Regions from separate parts of the Homo sapiens genome. Here region 1 is linked to region 2. The links are chromatin contacts, found by Hi-C in ENCODE. All regions are on one chromosome and are shown on one strand. The core of a region is the stretch at or near the end of the contact, and the rest is flanking DNA. Distances in the headings are between cores, read along the strand shown. Region 1 holds the start of LOC124901473 (a long non-coding RNA gene). Region 2 holds the start of THBS2 (thrombospondin 2).

Region 1 (6,328 bases), core at 1,913-4,412, 170 kb before region 2:
AGTCTTTGATATATCCAATGCACAAAGAGAAGTTTGAGGGTTTTATTAGAAAGATAAATATATTATCTTGAAAAACAAATTATTGGCGCTAGTGAGGCTTTGGGAGCTGGCAAGCCCTAACTGGTGAGTGACAGTTGCAGGTAACACTGGCCTTAGAGCCATGGCAGTTCACTTGGGCAGCTACCAGGTAAAACTGATCTTAGGTGACAGCAAGTCATTCAGCAGACAGAATCCCTGGGCAAGCAGTGTGTGCCCTGAGTGCTCCCACCCCCGGTCTCTTGACTATAGTTTATATGGGCAGGACAAGATAACTCTGATTCATATCATCCATTTCTTCATAGTAGGCACTTGAGAGGGGCCGCCTATGTATGATGCCATGGTTAAAGAAACTCCAGTCAACTTCCTCCCCACCGGGAAAAACTGTTCCAGCTAATCATGGGGTTCACAATTCTAACAAGAAAAGATTCATTTACGTTTCTTTGAATGACTTTCAGCTTACAAGGTTCTTTATAATTACTATTACAGATGAGGACAGCTCTGTGCCAGAGAATGAGCTGGGATCTGCCCTGACAAGTGGAGCCTCGTTTGAAAGTGTCGGTAAAGTTTCTTCCAAGTTATGATGTTCCTGTTTTCCTTCTTCATCCTTGTGGAAGCTACAGCTTTCCATTTGAACTTCCCTCGTCCTCATTCAGGACATATAATGAGGCCTACTAGGTTTCCGGCACTTGGGGCTGGAGATGTAGGAGGGACAAAACAGCCACAGAAGCCACTTGTGCAGAGCTTGCATCTTTCCTGTTGTTCAGCCCAACATGCTGGATTCATTTCTGACTCCTTCCTTTCTTTCACACCACACATCTGATTCTCTACCAGACCGTCTGGTCCTGTGTCAAAGCATACCCCTAGCCTAGCTGCAAGCTCCTACTACACTGTGGGGCCTGTTCAAAGGCTGCCTGGCCTTCCCTTGCCCTGTAGCAGGTAGGCGGGTGCTCACCAAGCTCTCCCTTCTTTCTTCAGGTAACAGGCTCTGTGTCTGAACCAAAGTTTCCCTTGCAACCTGGTGTGGCTGCATGATGGAGTTTGGGCCGTGACATATGGTGGGTTTGACGTGTGCCACTCTTAGGGCCAACTTCTAAAGCCTCCAAGACACAGCCCCATGCCCTGTGCCCTTCTGCAGCTCAGAGCAGATGAGCCCAGTGACCTTGAGGCCCTTGAAGATGGTGGAACCAGGAGACATGAGGGGCCTTGGCCTGGAAACACAACTCGAAGGGAAATCACTCATCTGGAAAACGTGTTTGGACCCATACCACACCGTGGCAAATACCTGGTAAAACTGTCATCTGAAATTGCTTGGAAATAGGACACTACCACCTAAACCCACAGCTCGTAGGCCAGGGCACCTCAACTGTAGTCCCCAGACCAGCAGCATCGGTGTTACCTGGAAAATTAAAAATGCAAAGTTTTGGGCCCACTTCAGACCCCAGGTCAGAAATTGTGGGTTGCAGAAATCTGTGTTTTAATAACCCTTCAGATGACTGTGGTGCCCGACAAAGTTGAAATGCCTGCTCCCATGTGTGCTGGGTTTAGTTTGTGCTTTAGCAAAGCGGGATAAGAAAGAAAGGAGGCCAGGATGGAATTCGCTGGTTTCCAACTAGAAGTGACAGAAAATAGAAAGAGTCCAGTAATGTGAGGTCTTGAAGTGTTGGGAGAATTCATTCATCACTTCTAGATTCCAGACAATCAGAAATAAAATTTTAAAAGTCTTTCAATGACAAACTAAGACTTCTCAGTTGGGAAAAAAAAAAAAAAAGGACTCAGTCTTGTTGCAGACATGAGATGAAGAGTGTGGTCTTTTCACAAATGCCTGTGCAAGGGAGTCAAGGACAGAAGCCATCCGGTGGGCTCCTTGGCACGGGGGCGGCTGAAGCAAACCAACCAGGAGCCCACGCAGCTGTCAAGGGCTTGTGTCAGCAAGTAAAGCCTAGACTGCTTGTGACTGTGAAGTGTAAAAGTGCCCCTGGGTCCTCAGGCCTGTGGACAGGACAAAGCCAAAGCCGCCCAGCGCCGTGTGATGCGGCCACAGAGAACACGAGCCTCGGGAGAGAGGAGCCTGGGGCTGGAAAACAAGGGTGAAGGACGCTCCCCTCTGGCTGCAGGAGAGGGGCTGCTGAGGGCAAGATCCATCATTTCTTGGGACCAATGATGCTGCTTCCTACTCTCTGCTTTCTGCCTGGGAGTTTTGTCTGGGACGCCTGTGTCTGCCCCACTCACTGTGTGGTGCAAGCTCCATTTCCAGTGAGGACAACCGTGGCTGCCGAGAGCACCTTACAAGCCAGGCATCCTCCTCTGAGCTCAAGGCAGCCTTGAGAAGTGGGACGAAGACTTCCTTCACGGGAAGAGGAGCGGCTCAGAGAAAGGAAGAGGCTAGTCCAGAACCACCACGTGGACATCTTCTGTGAAGGCAAGGGCTCACCCTCACCCTGACGCCAGCCACCTGCCCCTCTTAATAGGAGGGCGGGCCCTCCCCGCACAGCAGGCACTTCACTGCAGGCTCTGCTGCCTTTGGGAAATGTGCCTCCCTTGTAGAGCTCTGTGGTGCAGATTCGGCTATCAAAGGAGTAGAACCCCCCCCTCCCCCCCGCCACCGTCCCACCCCCACAGAGCAGCTAAGAAAGCTGTTTGATTTAACCCGTGGTTTCCCAAATACTTTAGACCACTAATTAATTTTGTTTTCTGAAACATTCGTTAATATGTTCACAGAAAATTGTGGCATTCACTTTGGAAAATATATCTGTTTAAGAACAGATAATGAATACATAACAAATTTAGAACTGTGTTAAGATTCCATAACTAAAACCACTCTAAACTTTCTGAAATGGCTGAAAACGTTTCCCTAACTTTTCTGAAAGTACTTGCTGGGCTTCTTGGAGACTGAATCATCCCTTTTGAGCCCACTTAGGGGAAAGTTCAAAAGACCTCAGAGAAGACAAAAAGCAGGGCAAGAGAGACGGCCCAGTCTTCTAGCTCTCCACTGGAGAAAATGCATGTGGGAAAGGCTGGGGGTTTCCATCCTCAATATTTAGTAAAAGATAAAGTAAAAATTACAACTGCCTTCTGAATGGCTCCCCTCCCCTGACTTCATGGGAGTGATGACTCAGCCCTCTGTTTTGTAACTGCGGAGATTGAAAGTGGAGACGGGACCTTTGGCATTTCAGAAAATGTCGACGCCGCTTTCTTCTGCTTTCTCCGGGACCCCTCTGGGGCCTCGCCTCCTCCCCTCCCGCTGAAAGCCTGCTGTGAAAGGAGCAAGGATGTGAAAAAGATGTACGACTCTTTGCTTCCTTATGCTCGGCCCAAGTTTATCAAAAGCTGTGGAGTTTGCTAAAATAATCCAGGGAATTCGCCTGGAAATGGTTTTTTTTTTTTTTTTTGGTTGTTGTTTGTCTTCACTTGTTCCAAAGAAGCAAAATAAGACAGGGGCTGCCCCTTGTCCTGTCTCATTCATTTTTGACACCCTTGTTTCTCCACACAGGCCCTGGGGTGAAGGGCACAGGTGGGATTCAGAATAGAAATGACTCGAGGGACGCAAGGAGTTGGGATCAGAAGAAGCAGCAGAAACTCCTGCTCTGCAGACACAGCAGACATTACTGGGAAAGACACCAGAGACCCAGGAGTTCACCCAAGTCCTCTGCACACTGTCTTCCCAGCCCTCTCTCCTGGATCTGAGATGATTTCACTTAAAAACACAAGCCTTTGCTTAAAGGTAGATGAACATTCCTTTCAGTTTCTAAGATGGGGGGCCCACGGTCCTAGGCGCTGAGTCAGAAACTTTTTAGATGTCCCCAGAGTGCACAGGTTTAAGGACAGAGGGAGATTCTCAGTCTTCCTGGGTCCTCCCTGTCTCTCAGCCCAGTCATCACACTCTAAATCCCAGGGACTTGACTCTGCCTTCCAATAGTTCTCAGATCCACCTACTTTGCTCCCTTCTTTCAGAGCGCAGGTAGCCACTTGCTCTCCCAGAGAGTGCTGCAGCGGTGATGATCGGTTTCCCCCCTCCCCACCTGCTCAGTCCTGCAAAGCCTGGACTCTGCTCCAAGGCCTTTGGGACCCAACACCTGCTTTCCAGCCTCAGGGCCTCAGGCCTGAGACCACAGGGGCTCTTCCCGGCGGCTGTACCTCCTGCCATTCACCTGCTGATTTCTTCCTCATCTGTTTATTCCTCTGATCCAACAAGGTCAGGATGGTATGCAACCGCCACCCCCCCCCCACTGCCCCCACCACCACAGCACTGCCACGACCCTTGTCTGGGACGGATGATGTGGGGCTGCACTTCCTCTGTCGGCCCCCTGCCCTCGTCAGGAGGCCCAGCATGTAGCAGGCAAGCAGCAGGCAGCAGGCAGGTGCTGAGTGGGTGTGGAAGGTGTGGCCCCTCACACCTCTGTGTCCTATGCTCAGCGCTGTGCTTGGGCATGGCGAGGCCTCAGCAGATACTGTGCAGCACAGTGACACCAATGGAACCCAGTAAAAAGACAGTTTCCAATTTTCCTCGCTGCTGGGGCCCACCCAGATCCTGGAGCAGAGCATGGCCTGCAGGAAGCACAGGCTGGTGGACTGTGGCTGTGTCACGGCGAGCTTCCAGTGGCTCTCGCAGAACTCAATTGGCACGGTAAAGGGACAAATGAAGTTTCCAGCTTTTTTCTTTTAATAGCTCAGATATCAATTTTATAGCTCTGATGGACATAATTTATAAAATAAGTCTATATCTTACTGTAAATTTGAGACGGTTAACCTTTAATAAAGTTAATAAGGGGCTTGTCAAAACTCCTGAGCTGAACTTTGCTTGCTCGTTACATAATAACAACGAAGTGATTTTAACCTAAACTGCAGCTATTTTGGCCATTTAAAGGTGAGGAAAGAGAGGGGATGGGCAGGAAAAGTAGTTTTTCCATCGTCCTGGAAGAACTGCCAGGTGAAGGTGATGGGGAGGCTGGCGTTTTAATTCCTCTAATGGCTCAGATCAGCTGCACCTGGGTGTGTGTCCCTTGCTCATCAGCGCACGCTGGCGGGCCTGCGGAGGCACGAGGTGTCTTTAAGCCGAGAGCAGGAAGCAAAGTTTCTGGAAAAACTGAGGGGCGCAGGGAGCACGGACTGGGTCTTCAGGAGCAGTGTGGCTGAGCTGTGGAAATGGACACATCCACTGTCCCAGATATTATGAAAATGAACCCCTCACTCTGAGCTCTTTCGAGAGGAATCCTCAAGTATGGAGCCCAAAGAAAAAGGGCTGTGTCCATGCCTGGGCTGGGCTCTGCAAGAATGCACAACAAATCACCACCCCAGACAAACACTTCCAGGCACCTCCCGACATACTCCTAAACACTTCCCCAGGCACTCCGGGCGCCTCCCCACACGCTGCCAGGCGCCTCCCCACACGCTGCCAGGCGCCTCCCCACACGCTGCCAGGCGCCTCCCCACAGACTCCCAGGCGCCTCCCCCCACGCTCCCAGGCGCCTCCCCACACGCTCCCAGGCGCCTCCCCACACGCTCCCAGGCGCCTCCCCACAGACTCCCAGGCGCCTCCCCACACGCTCCCAGGCGCCTCCCCACACGCTGCCAGGCGCCTCCCCACACGCTGCCAGGCGCCTCCCCACAGACTCCCAGGCGCCTCCCCACAGACTCCCAGGCGCCTCCCCACACGCTCCCAGGCGCCTCCCCACAGACTCCCAGGCGCCTCCCCACAGACTCCCAGGCGCCTCCCCACACGCTGCCAGGCGCCTCCCCACAGACTCCCAGGCGCCTCCCCACAGACTCCCAGGCGCCTCCCCACACGCTGCCAGGCGCCTCCCCACAGACTCCCAGGCGCCTCCCCACACGCTGCCAGGCGCCTCCCCACAGACTCCCAGGCGCCTCCCCACACGCTGCCAGGCGCCTCCCCACAGACTCCCAGGCGCCTCCCCACACGCTGCCAGGCGCCTCCCCACAGACTCCCAGGCGCCTCCCCACACGCTCCCAGGCGCCTCCCCACACGCTCCCAGGTACCTCCCCATGGTCCCAGCTACCTCCCCACAGATTCCCAGGCGCCTCCCTGCACGTTCCCAGACACCTTCCCAGGCGCTGCCAGCCTCCTCCTGCGCACAGATCGGGAGGTCCCTGGACTTCCACTTGTTGAGCTGGACTCAAGCCGGATCGCCTGGAGGATATTCTCAGGGCACAGCGGCTGCCTGCGCCTGAGCAGTGCTGAGGAGATGCCAAGGTCAGGCATCAGCTTTCAGAGAATGCAGCTGCGTCAGAGATGGAGACACGCAGAGCCACGTGTCGTGGAGAATCTAAGGAA
Region 2 (6,923 bases), core at 2,271-4,770:
CACTCCTGGGGAAGATGTTGAGATGACAACAAATAATTTAGACTATTACATAAGCTAAGTTGAAAAAACAGCAGCAGCATTTCAGAGAATGGACATCAATTTTGAAACAAGTTATTGTGTGAGTAAACTGCTATCAAAAACCATGATATGCTACAGAGAAACGTTTTATAAAAGAGTCCATAGATGCAGCAAACTTCATTGTGGTCTTACTCTAAGAACCTGCTACAGACACTCCAACCATCAGCAACCACCACCCTGATCAGTCAGCAGCCACCAGCATTGAGGCAAGACTCTCCACCAGCGAAAAGATGACGGCTCATTGAAGGCTCAAATGACGGTTAGTAGTTTTGAGCAATGAAATGTTTTAGAATTAAGATATGCACATTGTTCTCTTAGACATAATGCTATTGCACCCTTAATAGACAATAGTGGAGTGTAAACATCCCTTTTATATGCACTGGGAAAGCACAAATCCATGCAACTCACTTTATTGCAGAGGTGTGGAACCGAGCCTGCGGTATCTCCAAGGTGTGCCTGTATTAGTTCCCTGGGCCCGCTATGATGAAGTATCACAAACAACACACATGTATTGTCCCATGGTTCTGGAGTCCAGCAGTTTTAAATGCAGTGTGTGGCAGGGCTGCACGTCCTCGGAATGTTCTGGCAGAGGCCCCTTCCCTGTCTCCCACAGTTCTGGTGTTTCTGGCAGCCCTTGGTGACCTTGGCTAGTGGTTGCATCACTGTGGTCTCTGCCTCTTTCATCAAGCGGAGCTCGCCCTGTGTCTCCGTCTTCATATTCTTTATTCTTATTAGAACACTAGCCATTAGATTTGGAGCCTGTCCTACATCAGTTCGACGACATCTACACTTGATTTCATCCACAAGCACTGTGGTATTTCCAGTAAGCTCATTCACAGGTTTGGGGTGGATGTGAACTTGGGGGGACATGATTCCACCTGCTGCGTGTCTGTCCCTCATCCTCCCGCGCACACATGTGATGATGCTTCCCTCAGCATCGCTGGCTTTCCTGACGAAGCCTCTGACTGCTTTTTGTTTCATCCTCACATCTCCCTTCCTCCTCACCCCCAGGGGGCCCAGGGAAGATGCTGACCAGGGGCTGTCCCCTCTACTCCCCCTCTGGTCCCCTGCACAGTGGGCCCATGAAGTCCCGCCTCACCCTGCCAGGAAACTCTCTGTGACTTCCATCGTCTATGAAGCCCATTCCATGCACCTGGCCTGGGTGCCGCACCAGGAGCCTGCTGTTCTTTGCACCATGAACACCTACCCACTCTCTCTGCCTGAAATACTTTCTCAACTGGGGACACCCCATTCACGGGCCATGTTCCAATCGGCTTACCTTCTGTCTCCTCTAAACAGACTTCCCTGATTCTGGGCTGCCAGATTTTACAGAAGGAGGCCCATCTTCTCTGTACCTGCCCATCGGCACGTGGAGTCATGAATACATACCTTCCTGCTCCCCAGTGAGTGTCACGGTCTTCACCGCATGCTCCTGAAGTGCTGAGCAGCTGAGCTGCCTGTCTTCAGCTTTAATCAGGAAACACGCATTCTGTGGACTGAGGAACAGGAGAGGCCGTGGCACGCAGAGTAGGGGATGCCGCCCTCCATGTTCTGGCCCCAGGAAAAACTAACCTGGAGGCAGAAAAACTCAAACTGATGAATGGATAATTATCCACTGAAAATTCTTTAAGGGGAACTGGTTTATACTTTTTTTGAATTTGAGATAACATCAATCTATTTAAACTACTTTTTAATTCAAATGATGACTTTGTCCCTAATAGCTTAAAAAGCAAAATAACGTACCTTAAACATGACACATACACTCTTGGAGGCTTTTGTCTGTGCATGTGTCGGAAACTGATGTTTGCCAAGTGATAAATAAACAGGTGCCATTAGGAAAAACAGAGGTTTTCACAAATGAAAGCTCCTTCCCTCTCCCACACCCGCTCGCATATCCTCCCTGAAGACAGAGGCCAGAAAGTGAGGCTTGCTCTTCATGGTGCCTGCCGACCTCTGCAGCGCTGGACCCCTGTGGGGGAATGCCAGGAGGCTTAAGAGACACTCCCCTGCCACAGACACAGTAAGGGTTGTGTCCACAGAAATTCGCTTTAATGTTCTCTAACTAGGACTTGACGGATCCATGGCCAGGCTGACAACTCCACACAAACGTGAAGGAACCTGACAGGCAGGTGCCGACATGAAGCAGGTGCAGGTGGCTCCGGGCAAAGCAGCAGCTCCCCAGTCACCATCCACCCCACCTGGGGAAGTAGCACCTCCCCCATCCAAGGTCCACCCCAACCCAGGAGAAGCAGCAGCTCCCCTGTCTGCCATTAACCCTGACCTGGGAGAAACAACACATCCCCAGCCACCTTGCACACTGACCTGGGAGAAACAGCCTCTCCACCATCCACCTTTCACACTGGCCTGGGAGAAGTGGCACCTCCCCCATCCACTGTCCAGCCCAACTTGGGAGAAGCAGCCCCTCCCCCATGTACCATCAACCCCCACCTTAGAGCAGCAGCTTCCCCTTTCCACTGTATACCCTGACCTGGGAGAAGCAGCCCCTCCGCATCCATCGTCCACCCTGACCTCTGAGAAGCGGTGCCCCCCACCCCCATGCAGAGTGCACCCTGATTGCGGGTGATGCCTGAGGTGTGGGAGGGGCGGGGGTTAGCTGCTGCCACTGCTTCTCGTTCTCTCGAGTCCTTGCTCTGTGCCTGCACGTCAGGTTGTTCCTGTGATGGGGCCACGTGCAAGTGTGCACCAAGGGGACTTGGCCGGGTACTGTACGTCCACTGGGACACACCCTTCTACGGGTATTGCACGTCCACTGGGAGACGTCCTTCTAGGGGATCCTCACTGAGCAAATGAAGCAGAATTTGGGTAAAAATGAATTTTCCCAAAGCTGCAGTACAGCTTTTCAGTCCTCTAACTGCCTGAGATAAATGTTGGCAACTTCCTTTTATATTAAATTTCATTTTTGTCACATAATACACTTGATTATTGACCATAATAACTTTATTAATATACAGACTGATTATTGATACTCACCGATGTATTTCATGTGTTATTGAGAGTCACTCATTTGGTTTAGAAAGACCAATATCACATTGAGTAATTCGAAACATATTTAAGGCATAGAACTTGCATTTTTTTCTCTTAAGCAAAATGAGGAGTTCTAGCCAATCTTGCTAGTGTTATTTATAGCATCTTATTTCCTGAGAGAAGACAGGAAAAGTGAGTCCCTGCCTTCCCTCTCTCCGTCTGGCTCCTCCCAGGCCTGTCTGGCAGGGGCCGGGGTGCAGGAGGAGGAGACGGCATCCAGTACAGAGGGGCTGGACTTGGACCCCTGCAGCAGGTACTCGGAGCAAATGGTGAGATCAGAAGGGGGATGATGTCATTCCTTCGAAGGAATGAATTAAACGTGCTTCCTCGTGTGTCTGATTGACAGCCCTGCACAGGAGAAGCGGCATATAAAGCCGCGCTGCCCGGGAGCCGCTCGGCCACGTCCACCGGAGCATCCTGCACTGCAGGGCCGGTCTCTCGCTCCAGCAGAGCCTGCGCCTTTCTGACTCGGTCCGGAACACTGAAACCAGTCATCACTGCATCTTTTTGGCAAACCAGGTACGATTATTTCTTAAACTCAATCAATTATTTAATGGTGCTCTAATTTTAAGAAATTAGAGTTCTCGAACTCTAAGAAGCGGAGAAGAAAAAGGAGCAATTTCGATTCTTAACTTAAGGTGGGTGGTGTATCTATTAACACTAAATGGCAAGTGTTTCTTCACGTGGTGTTTCTACTGCCCGCTTGAAGAGCAAGGCACGTGGCCGCTCCTCAGCTTTTCCTCCGTGGCTGTGCTTTCACCAGCCGGGCACCCCTTCCTCTCTGAGGGTTGTGGCTGCTGCTATTTCAATGTATATACCTGCCTGGGAACCCGGGTAAACGCTTTATGTTTTCAGTTTCCGAAGAAGAAGATTCCACATGAGAGTTTGTTATTGAGGAGAGAATTAGAAACAACTCCCGGAATATCTGAAAAGTAACTGGAGATTAGAGAGAGACTCTGATTGTTAACATCATTATTAGTAGATTAGAGAGAGACTCTGATCGTTAACATTATTAGTAGATTAAAGAGAGACTCTGATTGTTAACATTATTAGTAGATTAAAGAGAGACTCTGATTGTTAACATTATTAGCAGCTGAAAAGTGGTTTTGAACATAACTAGAGAGTATTTGTGGTAAGTCTATGGAAAATCCTGTGACTGCCGGGACACACAGCGACTTTTAACAGTCTTGGGGCAGTTTGCATATGAAAAGCGAGCTGGCAGGTTGCCTGGCTACCACTTAAGGAAGGTGGGTTTGGCTGCCCAGGACTGGGAGCTGAGCACCCAGGAGTCTGGTGTTTAATCAGACTGCTGTTGGTGGTGGACGGCCGGTAAACAATTAGCTCTCTGCAAAGCTATCTTTTACTTTGATTGTTCATACGAAAAGAGTTTTAAAAGACCTTTGCAAATTCAAACTACATTCTGCTGCAGACAGGCACCGAAATCTTTCTTTTGGAAAAACACAAGCATAAACGTGGATGTGTGGCGTGCAGAGGCTGGGGCAGGGGTGAGCGGCACTGGCTCATCCGTGGCTCCATCCATGCATGCCCGGTGTCCCTGGATGGGCTGAGGCCAGGTAGCCTGGCTGCTCATCCTTCCTGTGGGATGGAGCCTCACTGTCCTTTGACAATCCGCAGCAGGGGATGCTTTGTTAGCCTCCTGCTCTTGTAAGAATCTACCTCAAGGCAGAGACAGTAGGATCTGGTTTCGTCAAAGGAGTTTGATTTAGTTTTTCTAACCTGTCCTTATGAAGCTGGGCATCCAGAACTTTCGCATTTACCATCCTGTTCTTGGCTGGCCTCTGCAGGGCCAGCCCCACACAGCTGTCCTTAGGGGACTGCGACGTACCCGGCAGTGTGGGCTGATGAGGTGGGGAGGTGGGAAGAGCCTGCCAAGGCTGTACCTGAGCTGTGTATTCTAACACCGTTCTGTGGTGCTTACTGCATGCAGGTACTGTTCTAAGCTCATGGCCAAGTGTTCGCTCCTGTCATTAAACCCTCTTAAGAGCTCCATAGAAAGGCCCTATCAGCACCACCATTATTACTGCAGCTGCCTCGGGCAGTTAGAGTAGAAAGCGCCCCAGACCCAGAGGCACATTCTGCTCCGGTAACCCATGCCTGTGGCTCGCTGGGCTAAGTCAGCCCCTGGTGAAGTTTCATTTGCCGAATTCATCTCTCATGACAACCCGATGAGGTGGGCATTTTACATGACGCTACGTTTCATTCTACGGATGAGGAAACTGAGACAGAGAAGTTAAGTAAGTTTCCCTAGGTTGCACAGCTGGTGCTCAGCATTGCTCAGCCTGGTGCTGACTCCGGCCGCAGGCCGTGCTGCTTCCGGAGCCAGGACAGATGAAACAATCACCAAGGACCCCTGGGGCGGCACTGGGGGGAGCAGATGGTTTGGGGGGGGGGTCCCAGCAGCAGATGGGTGGGGGGTCTGCAGGTGCTGCCAAGCATTTCTCTTCTTCTGAGGAATGTTTCTCTATTCCTGGAAGGTGAGGATTTCCAGGTTACCAAATGTTGTTTCTGGAGAGGGAGAGTCCTTGGATTAACAATGAGAAGTTAACGGCCTTTGATATTCTAAATATGGGAAGAATTGGGGTCTCAGTCTTCCCTTCAACCTAGAGCAGGGTGTGACCAATTGCTGGAAGGGACCTGGGGAGCCCTGGGACCCTCAGGCTCATGCTCGCCCGGAAGAGGAGAAGCTGAGATCCACAGGGTTAATCGCCCAGCCGGGCTTTGGACCACATCTCCTGACTTCGGGGCCAGCCTCCACTGAGCTGTGCCAACTTAAAATCCCCAAGAATGGAAAAACAGGCCTGCAGGAAAATAAAGAGGCAGGGTCAAAATGATGGCTAAGTCAAGTGTTCTGTTGTTTTGTAAGTATAATTCACCAAATTAAGTTTATTTGTAACTTTTTTTTACAGTTGATATTCATTCTATTTAATTAGGTTATGCATAACTGTTTTTTGCTGGATATTTACACAAAATGCGTTCACAGATTATTTTTGTCAGGCTGGATATTTTTCTAAATTCAAACTTTCTACATCTAAGTCCTGTCTACGAGTCGTATGAACAGAATTACTCCAGGCAAGCGCTGAACTTGCCCATCTTCCATTTGCTCATCTGTAAAATGAGGACAATTAGAGCAGCACATACCTCCCAGGCTATTATGAAGATGAAATAATAGGAATATTTAGAACGTGATGTGCAGTGCTTGCCGGCAAATGCTAGCTCAACAAATCTTATAGTTAGAAGAATCCTGCTTGAAGAGTAAATTTCCTCCTTCGCTCTCAGTTTGCCACAAATCCAGTTGGTGCTGAGTTTTATATGCAAACTGTTATTCAATGGTCATGTGAGTCACTGGGCCAGTCTCGCTCACAGGCAGGGTTGCAGCTGTGGACTCATCACTAACAAGGGTTTCCTGTATTCCCAGGAGCTCAGCTGCAGGAGGCAGGATGGTCTGGAGGCTGGTCCTGCTGGCTCTGTGGGTGTGGCCCAGCACGCAAGGTGAGTGTCCTCAGAGCCTGTGGTCTCTCTCTGGCTTGTGAGATATGGCTTAGCTGCAAGGGGAGAGATGACAAAATAAAGTGTGTGGTTGGACAATCTTACCCGTGAGGACCTTCTAGCTCCTTTATAAATCAAATAGTAACTTACTTCTGAGCCAATATGACATGAGATAATTTATCTTTGGAAAATTCAGGTGTTAGAGAAAAATGCAATTCCACCTAGAGTTGCACAGTTTATCCTTTTTTCTATAGAGGATGTTCACAACACTGCAAGTATTTGGTGTTTGTTGA

What was found. A loop is a pair of places that touch in the nucleus more often than their neighbours do.
Region 1: a loop to region 2 is called in a map of ovary, with 2.0 times the contacts of the local background. The contact joins the enhancer-like site here to the promoter of THBS2 in region 2. A Hi-C loop is called at or near these places in 1 of 168 maps with a recorded cell type or tissue (ovary).

The regions. Positions count from the first base shown.
Region 1 is chr6:169,424,910-169,431,237 of GRCh38, reverse strand. It overlaps LOC124901473 (a long non-coding RNA gene), which reads right to left and starts at 6,223. Exons shown (of 2, transcript XR_007059894.1): 1 at 6,098-6,223; 2 at 3,380-5,065. It also overlaps a transcript of WDR27 not described here. RefSeq lists an enhancer at 1,564-2,131. Within about 2 kb of position 3,162, at least 9 of the 41 ENCODE cell types and tissues checked have a DNase peak (open chromatin) inside an H3K27ac peak, as active enhancers do; they include ovary, where a contact is called at or near this core.
Region 2 is chr6:169,250,443-169,257,365 of GRCh38, reverse strand. THBS2 (thrombospondin 2) reads left to right here and starts at 3,520. Exons shown (of 22, transcript NM_003247.5): 1 at 3,520-3,642; 2 at 6,560-6,633. The coding sequence starts at 6,582. RefSeq lists enhancers at 3,934-4,445, 4,446-4,958, 5,471-5,984.